3 separate regions of the Homo sapiens genome follow, and all the other regions are linked to region 3. A link is an interaction called in ENCODE POLR2A ChIA-PET data of the cell type or tissue named here. Cell type or tissue: GM12878. All regions are shown on one strand. Each heading gives the region's core, and the rest is flanking DNA. Links, peaks and the distances in the headings are about the cores only.

Region 1 (8,529 bases), core at 1,990-5,989, 370 kb after region 3:
TGGAGAAGGGACCAATTTTGAAAAAGTTAATTTTCCTTAAAAACATAAGGAAATAAAAGGGTCCTGAAGTGAGAGAAATCAAAGATTGGAGAAGGAAAGAGGGAGAAATTATGCCACTTTTAATTTCAGCTACTACCTCTATTAGGATTTGGGAGTTATACTAATAGAGGTAATAGTTGAAATTAAGAGTGGATGAGTTCTGGTATGAAGTGGTTGATGGGGACAACTGTTGATTGACAACTGCATTTTAAGGAGAGGATACTGATAGTAATGGGAGATGGGATGAAAGAATGCCCAGGCAGAGAGGAAATTTAATAATTTCAGGAGTGGGGAAAGAATAAAGACAAATGTTACTGCAGCCTACCTTTCATTCTTTTACTGTGCATGAGATACTGTATTTGCTGGATGTTTTCCTGTAGATACCACATTGTTCTTCCTCCGGGAGTGGCATGTCAGAAAATTTGATGATTATTTTAAAGATGTTGAGTTTTATTCCTGAAATTGAATATGGTAACGGAAAAAGGGTCTTGGGTAGTTTTTGGTGTCATATGCTGTGTTCCTTTTAGTTCATAAAATCTTTCATCTTGTTTGAATATCTGTGGGTCTAAAAAAAAAACAGCTAATTTTTGGATAGGTAAAAGTCCAGATACTTTGTACATTTTAATTGATTATTTAAAAAATATTCCCTGGCTTTTAAAACTTGGCTAATACAAATTGTAAGAATCACCATCTTTTTAGAAGAACATACTGTGAATTCAGAATTTTTGCTGGCTTAGTGCTTGTCAGCATGGAGCCTGTTCACAGGAAATGCTTTAGAATCAGAGTCAGAGACCTGTGACACTTCTGGGGAGTCAGTATGTAAAATAGTTAGAGTGCAGGCTCCAGAGTCAGTCTCCCTGGTTCCACTGTTCACTAGAAGTATATCCTTGGATAGATTACTTAGCTCGTCCATTAGATTTGCTGTCTGGACGTGTCAGTAGTAACAATCTCAATGTCACACGGTTATTGAAGAGATCCATCATAGAGCTTACATTCTAGTAAGGAGAGACAGGCAGTATACAAATACTATAAATACACTGGAGGAAAACATAGTGGGGCTGATTATAGTCGATTTTTGCTCTTTTATTTCCGGTAACAGTAAAACAACTCTGATAAGAAAAGGTTTGAACATGAAGGCAGACCTGAAGCGAGTGAGGGAGTGAGCTATGCAGCTAACCAGGGAAGAGTTCCAGGTAGTGGGGATAGCAAGTGCAAAGGCACTGAGGAAAGGGCACATGGGAGGGGGCAGCAAGAAGGCCACTGTAGCCAGAGCAGTGAGTGAGGGAAAAGGAGAAATAATTTCAGAGATAGCGAGTGATCAGCATGTATAGGGTATTAAGCATAAGAAGGACTTTGGATTTTATCCTGTGTGAGATGGGAAACCATTGGAGTGCCAGAGTAATTTTTTCTTAAAGCTAGTCTGCTTGTCATTTCTTTTCTTAAAAATGCCTCAGTTCCCTGTTGCCTTTGGAATAATGTTCACGTACTTTACTTTGGCACACAAGGTCCTTCACAGTCAGGCCTCTGCCTGTTTATTTAGCATCATCTGCTTCTTTCCCACATGTACCCTTCACTTTAGCCAAGTGGGATCACATGCAGCTCCCTGGATGGGTCATGATGCTTTGTGTCTTCGCGTCTTTCTGTACCGTTTGCCCTGTGAGAAGCCCTCCCCCTCAGCTCACATGGTCACTGGCTCTGTTTTAGAGGGTCCTCTTTGTGCTCTTGCTCTCTCATCATTTCCACCCGGAGCCACTTTGCACTTAAGCTGCTTAGGCTTGAAACGTGCTGTGTTCTTTTACCAGCCTTGATTTTACTCTTGCCACACCCTTGCCGGTTGAAAGTATGCCTATCCAGCTCAGACACTGCCATCTTCTGCCTCCTTGGGACCCTCAGAAACACTTTGTAGCTCTCTTCTACCTAATAATAATTATTTGGAATTAAAATGTTTCTTTGCCTTCACAAAAAATCCTTGGGCTAACTTATTTCAGTTTTCTTTGTAGCTCCTAGAACAGGGTCTTACAGACATTTCATATTCAGTAGGTATTCATGGTGTGTAGGATTCATAGTATAATTAGAAAACTATTGGCTTTCAAACAACTAAGGGCCAAAAGCAGCAAAAATGAATGCACAATTAAAATGAGTTCCTATTAACAAAACAAATTTACTGTAATTATGATAGCTAGGTAATCCTTGTTCTCTTATATATTTATATATACTTACTAGTGGCACCAAATATTAGTATACCCAGTTTGAGATGCAGTTTGTTGAAATATATTTGGACACAGCCAGGCGTGATGGCTCACATCTGTAATCCCAGCACTTTGGGAGGCTGAGGTGGCAGGATCGCTTGAGCCCAGGAGTTCAAGAACAGCCTGGGCAACATAGTGCGACCTTGTCTCTACAAAAAAAAAAAAAAATTAAAAAATTAGCTGGGTGTGGTTGTGCATGTCTCTAATCCCAGCTACTCAGAAGGCTGAGGTGGGAGGACTATTTGAGCCTGGCAGGTTGAGGCTGTAGTGAGCCATGACTGTGCCACTGTACTCCAGCCTGAGCAACAGAGCAAAACTCTGTCTCAAAAAAAAAAAAAAAAGACACGTAAATAAATGCTCATGGTTTTTGACAAGGTCATACCACTTCTGAAAATCTTCTTAAGAAAATAATACAAACTAGCCAGCCACAGTGGCTTTTGCATGTAAATCTCAGCAACTTGGAAGACTGAGGCAGGAAGATCACTTGAGCCCAAGAATTTGAGATCAGCCTGGGCAACATAGCAAGACCTTGTCTCTATTAAAAAAATAAATAAATAAAAAAGAGAAAGTAACAAAAACTAAATGATAATTACAACATCTACTACTACTAATGTTGAAAGTATACCATGTAACAGGCACTGTACAAAGCCCTTTATGTGCATTACTTTAGTCCTCACAATCCCAAGAGATGTTGATAACTGATAACCTTGTGTTTTAGATAGGGAAACTGTGGCACAAAGAAGGTAAGTGACTTGCACAAGATCATACAGTTGCTATGTTGTCAAGCTAAGATTCTCACTCAAGCAGACTGTGTTCAAGAAGCCATACTCTTTTTTTTTTTTTTTTTGAGACGGAGTTTTGCTCTTGTCACCCAGGCTGTAGTGTGCAGTGGCTCGATCTCTGCTCACTGCAACTGCCTTCTGGGTTCAAGTGATTCTCCTGCCTTAGCCTCCTGAGTAGCTGGGATTACAGGCACTTGCCACCACACCCGGCTAATTTTTGTATTTTTAGTGGAGACGGGGTTTCACCATGTTGACCAGGCTAGTCTTGAACTCGTGACCACAGGTGATCTGCCCACCTCAGCCTCCCAAAGTGCTGGGATCAGGCACGAGTCACCGCGCCCAGCCAAGAAGCCATACTTTCAATTACATATGATAAAAGCTTAGGCACAAAAATGTTCATAGCAGTGTTATATAGTATTAATAAGTTGGAAGGAATGTATATCATTCATGAATTATGGTCATCCATTGAGTAGAATAATTTTTTAGCAGCTTAATTGAGATAAAATTCACATACCATAATATTCTCCCCTTTAAAGTGTACAATTCAGGCCGGGTGTGGTGGCTCATGCCTGTAATCCCAGTACATTGGGAGGCTGAGATGAGAGGATCACTTGAGACCAGGAGTTCAAGACCAGCCTGCTCAATGTAGCGAGACCCCATATCTCTATAAATAAATAAATACATAAAATAAGGTAAATCAAAAATAAAATAAAGTATATAATTCAGTGGTTTCCAGCATATTTCCAGATTTGTGCAACTATTACTGCTGTCCCACTTTGGAACATTTATAACCCTAAAAAGAAATCTCCCACTCCCCATTTCCTCCTGTTTCCCCTAACCCTAAGCAACCACCAGTCTCCTTTCTGTCTCTATGAATTTGCCTATTCTGAACCTTTCGTATAAATGGGATCATATAATGTATGGCCTTTCATGATTGGCTGCCTTCAAGTGAAATTAATAGTCCTAAATATGCACCTAATAACAGAGCTTCAAGATACATGAATCAGAAACTGATAGAACTTGAAAGGATAAGTAGATCTAAAATTATAGTTGGAGATTTCAATACCTCACCTGTCTCTCAATAATTGATAGAACAAGTAGACAAAAAATAATTTAGAAGATGTGAACTACATTGTCAACTAACCTAATTGACATTTACATAGTATTCTACCCAATACAAGCAGAATACACATTCTTTTCAGTTGCACACAGCACAGGACATTTAATAAGATAGATCATATTTTTGTTCATAAAATAGTGTCAGTGTTGGCCAGGCGCGGTAGCTCATGCCTGTAATCCCAGCACTTTGGGAGGCCGAGGCGGGAGGATCACCTGAGCTCGGGAGTTTGAGACCAGCCTGACCAACATGGAGAAACCCTGTCTCTACTAAAAATACAAAATCAGCCGGGCGTGGTGGTGCATGCCTATAATCCCAGCTACTCAGGAGGCTGAGGCAGGAGAATCGCTTGAACCTGGGAGGCACGGGTTGCGGTGAGCTGAGATTGCGTCATTGCACTCCAGCCTGGGCAACAAGAGCAAAACTCCGTCTCAAAAAAAAAAAAAAAAAAAAATAGCATCAATGCATTTAAAGTGACTTAGATCATAAAGTATGTATGCTGACCAAAAGGGAGTTAAATTAAAAGTCAATAACAGAAAGATACTTGGAAAATTATTAAATATTTAGAAACTAATGTATTCCTAAGAAGCCCACAGGTCAAAGAAGAATATCAAAGATGAATTTAGAAAGTATTTTGTACTTAATGAAAATCATATCAGAATATGTGGGTTGTGGTTAATGCAAATGTTTAGGGGAAAATTCATAGCACTAAATGTCTATATTGGGTAAGAAGTAAAATCACAAATCAGTGTCCTCAGCTTTCACCTTAAGAAATTAGAAAAAGAAGGGAAAATTAAACCCAAAGTAAACAGAGGAAAAGAGTTAAGGATAAAAGCCAAAATTAGTGGAATAGAAAAAAAGAAAACTAGTAGAGAAAGTCAGTGAAATCAAAAGCTGGTTCTTTGAGAACAATGAAATTGATAAAACTCTAACCTGACTAATCAGGAATCAGAGAGAGAAGACAACTTACCAATATCAAGAATGAAAGAATTGCTAACAAAGCTCAGATTCTATAATTATTAAAAGGATGAGAGAATAATATGAATTACTTTATAGTAATACATTAGACAGCTAGATGAAATGTGCAAATTCCTTGAAAGATACAAAATACCTAAGCTCACTGAAGAAGAAACAACCTGAAAAGTCCTATATCTATTAAAGAAATTGAATTCGGCCAGGCTTGGTGGCTCACGCCTATAATCCCAGCACTTTGGGAGGCTGAGGTAGGCGGATCACCTGAGGTCGGGACTTTGAGACCGGCCTGACCAACATGGAGAAACCCCATCTCTACTAAAAATACAAAATTAACTGAGTGTGGTGGCGCATGCCTGTAATCTCAGCTACTCCAGAGGCTGAGACAGGAGAATCGCTTGAACCCAGGAGGCAGAGGTTGCAGTGAGCCAAGATGGTGCCACAGCACTCCAGCCTAGGCAACAGGAGCGAAACTCAGTCTCGAAAAAAAAAAAAAAATTGAATTCCCACAAAGAAAACTCTAGGCCTACATGGTATTCCTGATTCTACCAAACATTTTAGGAAGTCATAATACCAATTTTACACAAACTCCTCCATAAAATTGATAAAGATGGAATATTTCTTAAGTCACTCTATGATTTTTATTATTTATTTACTTATTTCTTCCTGAACCAGGGTCTCGCCCTGTTGCCCAGGCTGGAGTGTGGTTGTGTGATGGTGTGATCATGGCTCACTGCAACCTCCACCTCCTGGGCTCAAGCCGTCTTCCCACCTCAGCCTCTGAGTAGCTGGGACTACAGGTGTGTGCCACCATGCTCAGCTAATTTTTGTATTTTTTGGTAGAGATGGGGTTTTGCCATGTTGCCCAGATTGGTCTCGAACTCCTGGGCTCAAGCAATCCACCCGCCTTAGCCTCCCAAAATGCTGGGATTACAAGTGTAAGCCACCACACCCAGCCAGCAATATTTTTTAACAAAATTTTAGTAAATTGAATCCAACAACATATAAAAATGATAAAATACAGTGACCAAATAGGGTTTATTCCAGGTATCCAAGGTTGGTTTAACATTTGAAAACCAATGTCATGTACCACATTAGCAAGAGAAAGCATATGATCAGCTCAATAGATGCAGAAAAAACATTTAACAAAGTTTAACATGCCTTGCTGATGAAAACTCAGCAAACTAGGAAAATAAGGGAACTTCTCAATATGATAAAGGGTATCTGTGAAAAACCAATAGCTGAAATCATAGTTAATGCTGAAAGACTGAATGCTTTCCCTATATAATATTTAGAACAAGTCAAGATATCTGCTATTCCCAATTGTGTTCAGCATTGTTCTGGAGGTTCTTTTTTTTTTTTTTTGACGGAGTCTCAAAAAAAGACGGAGTCGCCCAGGCTGGAGTGCAGTGGCGCAAACTCGGCTCACTGCAAGCTCTGCCTCCTGGGGTTCACGCCATTCTCCTGTCTCAGCCTCCTGAGTAGCTGGGACTACAGGCGCCCGCCACCACGCCCGGTTAATTTTTGGATTTTTAGTAGAGATGGGGTTTCACCGTGTTAGCCAGGATGGTCTGGATCTCCTAACCTCGTGATCCACCCACCTCGGCCTCCCAAAGTGCTGGGATTACAGGCATGAGCCACTGCGCCTGGCCAATTTTTGTATTTTTTTTTTTTTTTTTTAGTAGAAACAGGGTTTCACCATGTTGGCCAGGCTGGTCTCAAACTCCTGACCTCGTGATCTGCCTGCCTCAGCCTCCCAAAGTGCTGGGATTACAGGTGTGAGCCACTGTGCCTGGCCTTATAATTTTATTACAAAATTGAGAAACCAGATGTTTTACTTTATGTTTTCTAAATTTCTGAATGTATTTTCAGAATGATATAAAATGTTAAATTTTATTTTAGATTAGAACATTGTTATCCAACTGGATGATAAATAAAGAAAAGGAAAAGGAAAGAATGTTGTGAGACCCCCTAAGTACAAAATGGAGGAAGTCAATGGAATTCCAAGCTTGAGAGAAATTCTTAGGATCTTGATTGGATGATTAGGTATCGGTGGTAGAGAGAATAATGGATCCTCAAAAATGGAACTTGTAAATATGTTACCTTATAGGGCAGAAAGGACTTTGCAGATGTGAACAAGGTTAAAAGCTTTGAAATGGGGAGATTATCCTGGGTTATCCAGGTGGGCTCAACTTAATCACGTGGGTTCTTAAAAGTGGAAAACTTTCCCAACTATAGTCAGAGAGAGAGATGACTACACAAGAATGATCAAAGAAATGCAGTATTCCCGGCTGAAGATGGAGGAAGGGGGCCACCAGCCAAGAAATGTGGGCAGCCTCTAGAATGTGGAAAAAGCCAGGAGATGAGTGCTCTCCCGGAGCCTCCAGAAGGAATGCAGCCCTGCCAACACCTTGATTTTAGCCCAGTGAGACCCATTCTGGACTTGTGATCTCCAGAACTGTAAGATGATAAATTGGTATTATTTCAGCCACTAAGTTTGTGTTAATTTTTTCTTTTTTCTTTTTTTTACTTGAGACGGAGTCTCACTTTGTCACCCAGGCTGGAGTGCAGTGGCGCGATCTCAGCTCGCTGCAAGCTCCGCCTCCCGGGTTCACGCCATTCTTCTGCCTCAGCCTCCCGAGTAGCTGGGACTACAGGCGCCCGCCACCACTCCCGGCTAGTTTTTTTTTTGTATTTTTAGTAGAGACAGGGTTTCACCGTGTTAGACAGGATGGTCTCGATCTCCTGACCTTGTGATCCACCCACCTCAGCCTCCCAAAGTGCTAGGATTACAGCCGTGAGCCACCGTGCCCGGCTTTTTTTCTTTTTCTTTTTTCTTTTTTTTTTTTTTGAGACGGAGTCTTGCTGTTTCCCCAGGCTGGAGTGCAGTGGCACGATCTCATCTCACTGCAACCTCCACCTCCCGGGTTCAAGCAATTCTCCTGCCTCAGCCTCCTGAGTGGCTGGGATTACAGGCACGCGCCACCATGCCCTGCTAAATTTTGTATTTTTAGTAGAGATGGGTTTTCACTGTGTTGGCCAGGCTGGTCTCAAATCTCGAACTCCTGACCTCAAGTGATCCACCTGCCTCGGCCTCCCAAAGTGCTGGGATTACAGGCATGAGCCACTTTGCCCAGCCTGTTTGTGGTAATTTCTTATGGCATCTGTAGAAAACTAATACCACATGTAAGTGGGTAAAGCTCAGAATTCATATTTTGCCAGAGGGTTGCAATGGAAAGTGAACTCTGTATTGTTAAGATAACTTTCTATCCCTTGGAAATTGTTTTTCCTTCCACATAGCAAACCTCATTTTCCCCAAAAGTAAAACATATATTTATAAATTACTTTTTAATGAATAAATACAAAATAA
Region 2 (8,529 bases), core at 1,990-5,989, 290 kb before region 3:
AAAACAAAAACAAACAAAACAAACAAACAAACAAATCAAAACAAACAAACAAAAAAACTAAGGGAGCTGTGTGTTTTGGTTGCAGCCCGATGGAGAATCCAAGGTGCCCAAGGAGGCCCCTGGCGGAGAAGAAAGCCAGGTCTCTGGACAGGCCGCAGGCCCCCGGGAAAGGCTCGGAGTCGTGGGACTGCCATTGGCTCTCCCTGCCCACTGCCCCCTCCAGGAAGGCGCTTCACTGGACGACCAGTGATTGGGCCAGACATTCAGACAGCCCAGCTCCATCTGCAGAGGCTCACTGCACCACCGCTGCAGCCCCCACTCCCGAGGAGACCGGAGATTTTCTCCCCAGCGAGCAGAGGCCTTCGCAAGACACCAAGAAGGGGTGGCTGAAGACCATGCTGAACTTCTTCGTGAGGACGGGCCCTGAGGAGCCCAGAGAAAAGGCCAGCAGGAGGCCAAGGGGGAAGGAGGGTATCTCCCAGCATCCGGAGCCCCTGGAAGCAGCAGGGGAGCCAGCCCTCAGGAAGAAAGCCCACCACGACAAGAAGCCCAGCCGCAAGAAGCAAGGTCACAAGAAACACGCGGCCGAGGTGACTAAGGCAGCTCAAGACCAGGAGGCCAGAGGCCGAGAGGAAGGGTTGTCCAAGGCAGCTGCTGCCTTGCGCTCCGGGGAGGCTGACCTGGGCCCAGCTCGCAGGGGTGAGCGGACCGTGCCTGTTCCTATGGCAACCCCTAGGGTGCTCTAAACTTGCTCCAGGAGCCTCTCCACAGAGGGACAGGGATAGTCGGGGGAGCTGTCAGGGGCCGGCACCGCTGTGACTTCCTTCCTTCCTTCCTCCCTCCCTTCCTCCCTCCCTTCCTTCTTTCCTTCCTTCCTTCCTCTCCTCCTCCTCCTCCTTCTTCTTTCTCTCTTTTCTCTTTCCTTTCTTTCTCTCTTTCTCTCTCTCTCTTCCTTTCTTTCTTTTTTCTTTTTGAGATGGAGCCTCTGTCGCCCAGGCTGGAGTGCAGTGGCATGATCTTGGCTCACTGCAAGCTCCTCCTCCAGGGTCAAGTGATTCTCCTGCCTCAGCCTTCCGAGTAGCTGGGACTACAGGTGCCCACCACCACGCCTGGCTAATTTTTGTATTTTTTAGCAGAGACAGGGTTTCACCATGTTGGCCAGGCTGGTCTTGAACTCCTGGACTCAAGTGATCCACGGGCTGTGGCCCCCTAGTGTGCTGGGATTACAGGTGTGAGCCACCACGCCCGGCCCACTGTGACATTTCTTTGAGGTAGAACAGCACCGTGGCTGAGCGCTCCAGGGAGAACCACTCACAGTGCCGCCGTTCACAAGCTGTGTGGCCCAGGGAGGCAGCTTTCCTCTCTGAGCCTCAACTTTTTTCATGGATAAAATGAAGATAAATATAACGTTACTGTCTCATGGAGTGGCCACAGCCCACAAGGAAAGTGCTTAGTGCACAATAGCTGTTATTGCCAACTCCTATAGTTTTAGGAGCACAGACCTAGGAGAAATGAGAAAGCAGGGAGCTGGGTGAGGAGCAAAGCCCTGCTCCCACCCCACTGGTGCCTATGTGCTTCTGGGCTGCTGCTTCCAGGCCTTGGTTCTAGACTTGGCTCCATCAGGAGTAAACTTGCTGTGTGACCTTGAGCTTGAGCTGCTCCCTCTAGAACTTTTGATTCCCCACATGTAAATAAGGGTGCTGGCTCCCAAGGTGCCTTCCTATTCTGCCTCCCAAGGCTCTGGAGCTGAATGCCCACTGGCACCTAGAGGGAGGGGGGCTCTGCCTTGCAGCACTCAAAACTCAGTGTTTATGATGGGGAGAAGACTGAGGATTTGCGGGGAGGGGGTTAGCGAGAGAGGTGTCTTGGTGGAAGCAGCCTCTTCTCAAATAAAAATCTTAGTGGGTTTCTGATTTTTTGGTTAAGCCTAGAGCGGGCTGCAGCAGCACCTGTTGCACTGTGAATTCTGTGCTGTTTTCTCGTGTTGATGAACAAAGTCAGGAGAATGTCACTGACACACGCACATACACACCTACATACCCGTTTGCTTTCGTCTCTATTCCAGGTGGGGAAGATTCTGATCACCAGTCCTTCCTCATCAAAGTGGATGGTACTGGAGCTTTGGATGTTTCTCCCCATGCCACAGGTCATCAGCAAGAAGAGGAGCTCAAAAAGCCTGACCGTGAGTCGGAATCTCTAGTGACCTTTTTGCCTGTGGCTGAGGTGGCTGTTACTGAATGAGACGGATTGTTCTGAATGATTACTGAGACCTTGGATGGTGGTTCTCAAAATACATGCACTGGCCTTTCTTGCCTCTTTTGGTGCTTCTGGCCACGTTTGCTTATTTTAGAATTTCACAGAAGGGAGGCTGGGGAATTGGAAATGCTGCTGGCAAATGCTTCTGCCTTATGTGTTAATGAAAACGGAACTTTTCTTAGTCTTTTAAAATTTATTTTACTTTAAAAAATATGTAGAAGAATGAAAAGTATCATTCAATGCTTTGTATACTCACAGTTGTTTACACGCTGCCACAACTTGTATACTTATAGTTGTTTACACTCTGCCAGTTTGCTTTGTGTGGGTATCATTTTGTTGCTGAATCATTTTGGAGTAAATCATGCCTCATCCCTAAATACTTAAACATGCATCTCCAAAAGATAAGTGCAGTCTCACACAAAACCACAATACCATGAGTGCTCCTAATAAATGGAGCATAATCCCCTATTCATCTAATTCCCTGTAAAAAAGATGAGCATATTTTAGCATATATGAAATGAAGGAGCTATGCATATGTCAAAGAATAACTAAGAGGCATTGAGTTAGTTATTTTGCAGCTAATTGTTTTCTTACATGAGAGGGAACCAGCTGGTAGCTGAGTCAAGCGACAAAAGCCAGACAATTTATAAGTGACAGGGAAGTTAGGAGTAAAAAAAAAAAAAAAAGCAAACCCACAGACAGCCTGGGAACAGGGAACCTTGTTTGCATCTCTTTTCATGTAAACTCATCAGCTGGCACCTAGCAGAGGACAGTGTGGGCACATTGTCCTTGAATAGGCTGACTGGGGTATCAAAGGAAACCATTTCCATTGTCAGTGGCTTCTCCGTGCAGACATGGGGGTGTGGCTGAGGCATCAGCGTGGCAGGCTGTCTCTGTGTCATGCCTACCGACATCCTTTCATCCTCCACCTTAGTTAGCCCAGGTATCTACCATTTTCCCACTGGAATTTTGCAGGTTGGAAGATCAACATTAGCCTTGCAAAGTGCTCTCAAGCCCAGTCCCTCATTTGACAGCTTTCTGAGGGAGGCAGGACAAAGATTATCACCCACATTTCACTGGGAGAGATAAAGGCCCAGAGAGGTTAAGAAACTTATTCAAGGTCACACAGCTTACTGAACCCAAAGTAGACGTTCCTAGATCTGTGACTTTCAAAGGAAATAGTGGGGCACAGGTTGAATGCCTGAAGGGCTGACCTGAAATTTCCTGCATAAAGTGTCATGATTTGGCTTAGTGCCTTCCCCGGTGGATCTTCCAACCTTCTCTCAGAAGAACCTGCCCCTGGGATGTGGTGCTTTCCCTCCATTGTGTGGCCTAAAGAGTTGTTTAAGAGAACTATCCAAGATGGTAATTTAGAAGGAGTTGTCAGTGCATTTAGAAAGAATAACCGGATGCATTTGCTTTCTTCCAGAGGATGCTATCATTCAGATGATAGTGGAATTGCTCAAAAGAGTGGGAGACCAGTGGGAAGAAGAGGTGAGGAGTAAACTTTGCAGGTCTCCAGGGGCTCTCTGCCTTCTCCTCCTCCTCCTCTGCCAAGCTCCACCTGTCCTTGCAGGCCGGGCTCTAGTCCATTCCTTCCCTGAAGCCTCCTTCTGCAGCTTCAGAACTCAGCCCTCCCCCTGCTCTGGGCTCTGCTGCCTCCCCTCTCTCGGGGCCATCTTGCAGCTTGGCTGCTCTTCACTTGCCTCCAGAGAGCTTTCCCCCTCTCAGTGTCATGAACCTGACCAGTTTTTCTCCTCTCCCCAACAGCAATCTCTGGCCTCACAGCTGGGGGTGGCCCTGCCAAACCCAGCACCAGCTGTTAGGAAGAAATCCCAAGAGAAAAAGACAAGCCTCAAGAGAACCTCAAAGACAAACCCCAAGAAACACGGCTCCGAGGAGGCCAAGAGGGGGGCTGCAGATGTTTCCAGTCCAGAGGCCTGGCCACCCAAGAAGTCCAGCTTTCTGCCCCTGTGTGTCAGCGGCCATCGGCCTTCCATCTCCAGCAGCTATGGTGAGCAGGCTCTGCAGTTGCCATAGCAACCCTGCAGCTGCCTCCAGCTCTGGAACCTTCCCTGGGGATGGAATTGACCATTTTAAAGGTTGCGTTGTGCCTGGTCTGACTTTTGCACTCTGCCCTGAGTGGTGTGAGGATGACTGTGGGAAGACAGAAAGAATGCCAGCAGGTCACCTCCACACACAACACCTCAGCGAGCTCTAGGCAACCCCAATAAGCCCTTGATGGAAATTATGTTCCGGGATTTCCCAACCGTCAACATTTCTTGGCCGCCTCAACTTCTGCACCCTGGCAGGGAGGGGAGTAGTGTGTGCAAGAAGGAGCTGGAGCAGGGGAGGCAGGAGACCTGGGTTCTAGCATATTGTCTATGTCATTCCCCATCTTTGTGCCTCAATTTCTTCACCTGTAAAGTGAGACATTTCCCTGCTGCATATCTATAACACGATCAGTCCTCACAGCCATCAGATGAAGTGCAACTATTATCCCCACAGCCATCACATGGAGTACAACTATTATCCCCACCTTACAGATGAAGGACCTGAGGCTTTGGGAGGTAAAACAATGTGTTCAAGGCCACATGGCCCATGGATGATGGGGCCAGAGCTAGAGGCGGAAAGGATCAGACAAGTCATTTCTTCCTGGGCATCAGGGAGAACAGGTCATCCTGTTAGGTCATCCTGGCCAGGAGAATTTACATCTTAGAAAGGAGGGAGTGACGCTTAACACCAAAGAGGGGAATTTCAGGCCCATGGGGAGATATTTTCATGCAGGGGGATTCTGGCTATGATTCATTAATTCATGCCATGGGACCAGGCCTCTACTCTTCAACTTGTGGATCAAGTCAAAATGGTGGAGGGAGGAGAGGGCAGCAAAGCCCAGGAAAGCCAGTTCTATGGAAGCACAAAGGGATAAGGGAACTCGGTCTGGGCCAGTAAATCAGAGGCACAGCCCTGCCCAGCAGCTGTCTTCCAGCCCCATAAGTCCTTAATGTGATCCAGCCACGGAGCCCACTTTTAGTTTGTGCTAGCTTCTGTGCATAGTTAACAGCCCCAGACAGACAAAACACACCCTCGTTCTCCTTCTGCTTCTCAGGCTTGGAAGAACCTAAAGTCCAGGAGGCCCCATCTACAGAGGCTGGGGCTCCAGGTCCCTCCGTGCTTCCCACCCCATCAGAGAGCCAGGAACCTGGAGAGGAGCTTCCGCTGGACAGAGCCTCGGAATACAGTCAGTACTCCTCTCTTTTTCTCAGACACCCCTTGCAAAACTTCTGTTCTGACTCCCCCACTTGCAAAGAGACACTGAGCCAGAGAGAGGCAGTGACCTGTCCAGACCTCCCTCTGAGTACAGCAGGCTGGGGAGGCAGCTTGGGGCCCAGAGCCCAGGCCCAAGCCAGGCTGCCTGTCTGAACCTCGATAAATGGCGATAGTGTTGGTGCTTACCCTGATGAGGCAGACAGGAGGCAAAGGGAGGAAAGTGCTGGCCCACACCAAGGGCTCGGCCAATGGGGTGATCTTATGGACCTTGGTTTGAGTCTGGGCTGTGACCCCTTTGAGCTGTGTGGACTTGGGCAAGTTACTTCATCTCTGGTCTCAGTTTCTTCATCTGTGAAATGGGGGCAGCAAGTACCTGCTTTCTAGAATTGTCGGCAGCATTTAGGGCAGCCCCTGTTAGTGGCTAATATGTGTTAGGTGCCATTTGTTGCTATTATTGTCATTGTTGGGTGGCCCAGCTTGAGAGCAGAGCTCAGAAGTAAAAAGGATAGGGACAGGGGTAGGGGCCTTGGGAGGGAAGCTCAGCTAATGGCAGCTGCCATCGCTGTAATTATTATTTTACCATTGGCAGAGCCAGGCCTAGAAACATATATATATATATATATATATATATATATATATATATATATATATATATATATATATATATATATATATATAATATCACCGTCAGGTCTGAAAAGACCTGGAAAGATCTCTGCCCCCTATCCCCTGCCATTCTGCCTTGTTTGCTTTTCATAGAAAATATGCCTTGAAGGGAAATTCTGCCTGGACAGGGAGAAGGTGCAGGATGAGGGCACCTGTAGGGAATGGGCCTTTCCAGATGGCCCTGAGGGGCCTCCTCCTGGGTGTCTATTTAGAGGCCGTCATTGGTAAAGTGAATATGTATCCCATGAAACCAGCTCTGCCCTCAGGCCACCTCTGGCAGCTCTTTAGCCCCCTTGGAGAATCACCCAGGGAGCCACCGGGGCATTAGGAAATGAAGACTGACCGCAGAAGAGATTTCGTAGCACCAAAGTTAACCATGCGTGTTGATCTTTTTCAGAAGAATTCATTCAGAAGATCATTTCCATGCTCCAAGATGCAGAAGAACAGCAAGGAGAGGAGGTGAGGAAGACGCTCCCCATGTAACCCTGACCTCACTGTGGGCTCCCCAACCCTGCCTGGTGTAACAACTTCCCTGTCTCTGCTGCTCTTCTGTGTCCTGCTCCAGTCCCTCCTTTTTTTTTTTTTTTGGAGACGGAGTCTTGCTCTGTCGCCCAGGCTAAAGCACAGTGGCTCGATCATGGCCCACTACAACCTCCACCTCCTGGGCTCCAGCGATTCTCCTGCCTCAGCCTCCTGAGTAGCTGGGACTACAGGCATGCGCCACCACACCCGGCTAATTTTTGTATTTTCAGTAGAGACAGGGTTTTACCATATTGGCCAGGCTGGTCTCGAACTCCTGACCCCTGGTGATCCACCTGCCTCAGCCTCCCAAAGTACTTGGATTATAGGTGTAAGCCACTGCACCCGGACCCAGTCCCTCCTTCTTGAAGCTTCCCCAGCCCCCTCCAGACCACACATATTTCCCCAGCACTGAGCATCAACCACTCTTCTCTGGGCAACGCCTGCTAGCCCACCGTGGCTCTCTTTCCCCACCTCACCTGAGATCTCCTCAAGGTCAGGGGCCCTGACTCAGTTTCTCTCATCTCCCCCACAGCAACCTCAAGTCCAGCAGGAAGAGGTGGGTGTAGAAAACCCGGCCCCACACTGCAGAAGGAAATCTCAAGAAAAAAGGTCGAGCTTCAGGAGAGCGTTTTACCATAAGAAACACACCTCCAAGGAACCCAGAAGAGCGGGGGCAGCAGGGGCTGCCAGCCCAGAGGCCCGACGACCCAAGAGGCCCAGCTTTCTGCCCCTGTGTGTTGGTGGCCATCGGCCCTCCACCTCCAGCAGCCTTGGTGAGCAGGCCTGGTGTTGCCATGGTAACAGAGGCTTCCTCTTGGGCAAGGCTGCTGTGTGGCCTGTCTGTCGTTGACAGGCTGGCATAGTGGAGGATGTCCACTGTTGCTGAAAGCCCTGACTGTGTCTTTCCATGCTGAGTAGAGTGGGGGGTGTGGAAGTGTGGGGAGAGGTGAGGGTCCAGGTGCCAGCAGGACCCCACCCCCAGTAGGCCCTGCTCACTGCACACGCCCTCCCCTCCCTCTCCACACACAAACACTTAACAACAAATGTGATGGGAGATCCGTGCCGCTGTGCATCAGAATCACCTGGCCAGTTCATAGAAAAGCACAGAGAACTGGGTTTGATGAAGTAGGAGATGGCCTGGGCCTGTTTTTTCACTACACCAAAGCCTGAGGGCCACTGGTGTACAGTAATTCCCCTGACATCACAGAGTGCCTACTACCTGCTAGTTTCACACATATTATCTCATTTAACCTGCTTGCAACCCTGTGAGGTCAATCTTATCACTCCCACTTAACAGATGGAGAAAGTGAGGTTCAGACAGGCTAAGTGACCCAGAAAACCTGGCAGAGGGAAAGGGTTCATTTGGTGGGCCCTGCTGGCACACCTGTTTTAACTGCGCCCCTCCCAGACTGAGGAGGCAGAAAGGGTTGGTGGGCGAAAGTTAGGTTTCTGGAGAAGGCCAGGAGTGCACCACGAACTCCTCTGAGGCAGAGCCGGGGGCAGGAAACTCACCGAGGAGCCTGGAAACCAGCCCCTGCTTATGCCTGTGCCTCCGAACAGCTTCTTGTCAGGAACTAGATTCAGCTCTCTGCAAAACACTCAACAACTCTTTTTTTGCCCTAGATCCAGAAGATCTCGAGTGCCGGGAGCCCCTGCCCGCAGAAGGGGAGCCAGTTGTGATCTCAGAAGCACCCTCCCAGGCTAGAGGCCACACGCCAGAAGGGGCACCTCAGCTGAGTGGAGCATGTGAATCTAGTCAGTAACACCCCTGCTCTTACCTGGACAGCTTCCCGGGTGCTTCTCTTCCACATGGAG
Region 3 (4,000 bases), core at 1-4,000:
CTGCCGGGCACAGTGGCTCACACCTGTAATCCCAGCAGAACTGCCGGGCATGGTGGCTCACACCTGTAATCCCAGCACTTTGGGAGGCCAAGGCAGGCAGATCACAAGGTCAGGAGTTCGAGACCAGCCTGACCAACATGGTGAAACCCCATCTCTACTAAAAATACAAAAATTAGCCAGGTGTGGTGGCACATGCCTGTAGTCCCAGCTACTTGGGAGGCTGAGGCAGGAGAATCACTTGAAACCGGAAGGCGGAGGTTGCAGTGAGCCGAGATCGCACCATGGCACTCCAGTCTGGGCGACAGAGCAGAACTCCGTCTCAAAAAAAAAAAAAAAAAAAGAAAGAAAGAAATATTGCGAGAATTACCAAAATGTGACACAGAGACATGAAGTGAGCACATGCTTTTGGAAAAATGGTGCCAAAAGACTCGCTTACCACAGGGTTGTCACTAACCTTCAATTTGCAAAAAAAAAGCAATTATCTGTGAAGCATAATAAAACGAGTTGTGCCTGTGCTTAATTTATGGAAGCACTGTGAAAGACAAACTACTCTGAATACTGAAAGTTTCTTTTACAAAAACATTTCCAAGTTTAAAGAAGTTTTTGGTTATTTTCCTGACGAAACAGCTGCATGACTTCCATAGCAGCCATGAGAAGACATCCCTAAGTTCCAAGTCAGGGGAGCCCACTTTATAATGAGGCTTTTCTGAGCACTGCAGTAATTATACCTCTTAGATAAGAACAAATCAGTTTTACCCCAAATTTTACTGCAAAAAGCAAAAATCTAATGTATTTTCAAAGGGCTGGAGAGGCAGTTATTTCTATTTATATCCTATACTTATGTAACACAAACATGTACAGACAGTCCCAACTTTACATAAATGTACACTGAAGAATTTCAATCCAATAGGATTCATAAATTCAGGAATTAACTATTTGCACTGCCTAATAATTCCTTCAGAAAAAATTTTAATCTGGGCAATGAGTGCATTTTTGATTTATCAGTTCTGAGGAAGAGACATGACTCTAATGGGTTAAATGGGTTAAGTCATTACCCCTCACATAAACTGGGCAATGACACTGGTGGAACTGCTTTCCTACACTCAAGCTCTATTCCGAGTGACTCAGCAACCCCTTTTTCACAAGAGGAGGTTAACTGCATAAGAGAAGGTGCCACCGCGCAACCTCAGCAGCCCACATCTATCAGAAAGGAGACTACTAAAAGTAGCATTGACAAGTATGCCATTCCTTTAATGAATGAGTCCAGCTCCCCATCTATAAAATGGAGTTAATAAATATGAGCCTCCATGGAGCTAGTGAGAACTGATTGATAATGCTTTGAATGAAAACACTTTATAAACTGCAAAAATCCCTAAAAATGTCAGTTAATTCTAAAGTGAGGGTGATCTACCCCAGTGAATTCTTCCATCTTTGAATTCTAGGCCCCAGGGGCTCAGCAATATCTGCACTCTTGCCCATGAAAGGCAAAGTCAACACATCATCTCTGAGACTGGGCTAGAAAGAAATCAAAAGCAGAGTACTCCTCAGTATCAAGAAATCAAACTGGCAGAACTGAAAACCTGGAGATCCAGGATAAGCTTATTTTAAAGAAGAACCAGTGGAGGCTGGGTGTGGTGGCTCATTCCTGTAATCCCAGCACTTTGGGAGGCCAAGGTGGGCAGATCACAAGGTCAGGAGTTCGAGACTGGCCTGACCAACATGGTAAAACCCCGTCTCTACTAAAAATACAAAAATCAGCCAGGCATGGTGGCACGCACTTGTAATCTCAGCTATTCAGGAGGCTGAGGCAGGAGAATTGCTTGAACTCGGGAGGCAGAGGCTGCCGTGAGCCGAGATTGCACCACTGCGCCCCAGCCTGGGCAACACAGCAAGACTCCGTCTCAAAAAAAAAAAAAAGTGGAAAAATGGGATTTGATAATAAAATGACTTTATAGCCAGCTTCGAATGAACTCTTTCTTAAAACAATCTTTATACATCAATAATACAAATGCTTGCCGTTAATTATGTTTAAAGACTTCTTATTGACTGGCACTGGTAACATACAGGCAACTACCTTACTTTTGGTTACAAAGAAAAGAATGGAAAGCTCAGCATGGACCTACTATCACTACTAGAAAAGTAAAGGGCACACCCTTCTCACTGGTCAGGAGTCAAGAAAGTCACCCTTGTATACTTAATAATCATGCACTTTTATTTCTTTGTGCCCTGGCTCATTCTAAAAAAAAAAAAAAATAGATTTAAAATGGTGAATGGCCATTAATAGTTAAAAAAAGTTAGCTTCACTTATTTCTTTTATACTAGAATAATCTTGTTCCACAAAGCACTTAGGAAGTTGTATTTGATTTCTTAGCAAGTTTTGCTATCCTTTTACCAAAGGTTTTGTTATATACTTTTTATGCTGATGATAAAGTGCACAGCACAATGCTAGAACATAGCAAGCAATCCACAAAATGTAGTTATTAAACCCACTAGGCTGTAAGTTCCAGGAGAGAATGGATTGTCTTGTTTCTGTCTTGTTTAGCACTCTATTTCCAGAACCTAGCTATCTGGCCCATGGTAGGTATTCAATAAACACTGTTGAATAAACAGTTGAATAAGATCTAAGAGTAATTCTCAACTGTCACCTCCTATTTCATGGTTACCAGTGTCCCACCTCCTCTAATCAACAGCAAGGGCCTGGAAGAACCCTACCCCAGAGGAAAGGCACTTAAGTTCCTGTTTGTATTTCCTTAAACTCACCACAAAGATTCTCCCCTTCTGTCCCAAAACCCCAAAATCAATGCTTTGCAACAATGTATTCTTAAACAATTTTGCTTCATTTCCCCTCACAGACAATGCATAAAGTTCCTTAAAACTGCAAGACCTAGTCTAGTTCCCTTTACCCTTTAACGGAAAGGCATATTTGTAAAACTCTATTTTGATTCATAGTTGGTTATCACACAGGCTTCTACTTGTTTTTTTACTATACTTAGTATAAATTAAAATAATATAGGCTTAAAATAATTTGTAAATGTTACAAAGTATACCACACTTTAGAGCAATAAAATTCGGAAACTGACAAATATTTCAATGAATGAATTTTATTCATTGAAATATTCTATTCATTTATTTTCATTCTTGAAAATAAAATTCAGGGGCTGGGTGTGGTGGCTCATCCCTATAATCCCAGCACTTCGGGAGGCCAAGGTGGGGGAACTGCTTGAGGCCAGGAGTTTGAGACCAACCTGGGCAACACAGTAAGACCCTATCTCTACAAAATAAATAAATAAATAAAATAAAATTCGGAGATTTTTTTGGAAGTAGACTTCAGGTCCAGTTCAAGAAGTCACACAAAAAATTATGTGTTGTTACTTTATAGTTATAACTCCTATCTGACCTAAAACAGTAGTATCACCAACCTGATTGCCTTATCTTTCTTATCAGACTTGAGTCCAAATTCCCTAAATTATTTGGATTCAAATGAACTGTTATTCCCTAAAATCAAATCTGCTCTCAAAAAAATGAAGATGGATGGCCAGAGACGGTGGCTCACCCCTGTAATCTCAGCACTTTGGGAGGCCAAGGCAAGTGGATCACCTGAGGTCAGGAGTTAGAGATCAGCCTGGCCAACATGGTGAAACCCTGTCTGTATTAAAAATACAAAAATCATCCGGGCATGGTGTTGCGCACTTGTATCCCAGCTACTTGGGAGCCTAAGGCAGGAGAATCGCTTGAACCCATGAGGTGGAGGTTATAGTGAGCAGAGATGGTGCCACTGCACTCCAACTTGGACAACAGAATGAGACTCTGTCTCAAAATAAAAAAGAAGAAGAATATCACAGGCTCCAAAGTGGATTCTAAAAGAAGTTCCAAAAAATGTTTTCTGCCACACCTAAAAAGGTACTCATTGAAAGAACAACTTCAGGCTGGGCACCGTGGCTGAGGCCTATAATCCCAGCACTTTGGGAGGCCAAGGAGAGCAGATCACTTGAGGTCAGGA

The links. ChIA-PET counts read pairs that join two places held together with the same protein. Peaks named below come from ENCODE experiments on the same cell type or tissue, not always from the same donor. Only the 100,000 strongest peaks of a DNase experiment are listed, where the experiment ranks them.
Region 1: POLR2A ChIA-PET joins it to region 3 with 5 read pairs; 2 of 35 experiments call an interaction of 5 or more read pairs at or near these places.
Region 2: POLR2A ChIA-PET joins it to region 3 with 7 read pairs; 5 of 35 experiments call an interaction of 5 or more read pairs at or near these places.

The regions. Positions count from the first base shown.
Region 1 is chr6:35,656,377-35,664,905 of GRCh38, reverse strand. The region is part of intron 1 of FKBP5 (FKBP prolyl isomerase 5); the gene reads left to right. It overlaps MIR5690 (microRNA 5690), which reads left to right and starts at 117; the gene lies at 117-189. RefSeq lists enhancers at 1,209-1,708, 1,709-2,210. In GM12878, for the core only: no CTCF peak of the experiment used is centred there; no DNase peak of the experiment used is centred there.
Region 2 is chr6:36,322,251-36,330,779 of GRCh38, reverse strand. It overlaps BNIP5 (BCL2 interacting protein 5), which reads left to right. Exons shown (of 12, transcript NM_001010903.5): 2 at 86-699; 3 at 2,066-2,182; 4 at 3,686-3,750; 5 at 4,027-4,270; 6 at 5,366-5,497; 7 at 6,590-6,651; 8 at 7,247-7,487; 9 at 8,338-8,469. The coding sequence starts at 90. Among named protein-coding and RNA genes, the nearest start is that of BNIP5, 10 kb to the left of the region's middle. In GM12878, for the core only: no CTCF peak of the experiment used is centred there; no DNase peak of the experiment used is centred there.
Region 3 is chr6:36,031,238-36,035,237 of GRCh38, reverse strand. The region is part of intron 1 of MAPK14 (mitogen-activated protein kinase 14); the gene reads right to left. Among named protein-coding and RNA genes, the nearest start is that of MAPK14, 5.4 kb to the right of the region's middle. In GM12878, for the core only: no CTCF peak of the experiment used is centred there; no DNase peak of the experiment used is centred there; H3K4me3 peaks cover 2,508 bases; H3K27ac peaks cover 2,340 bases.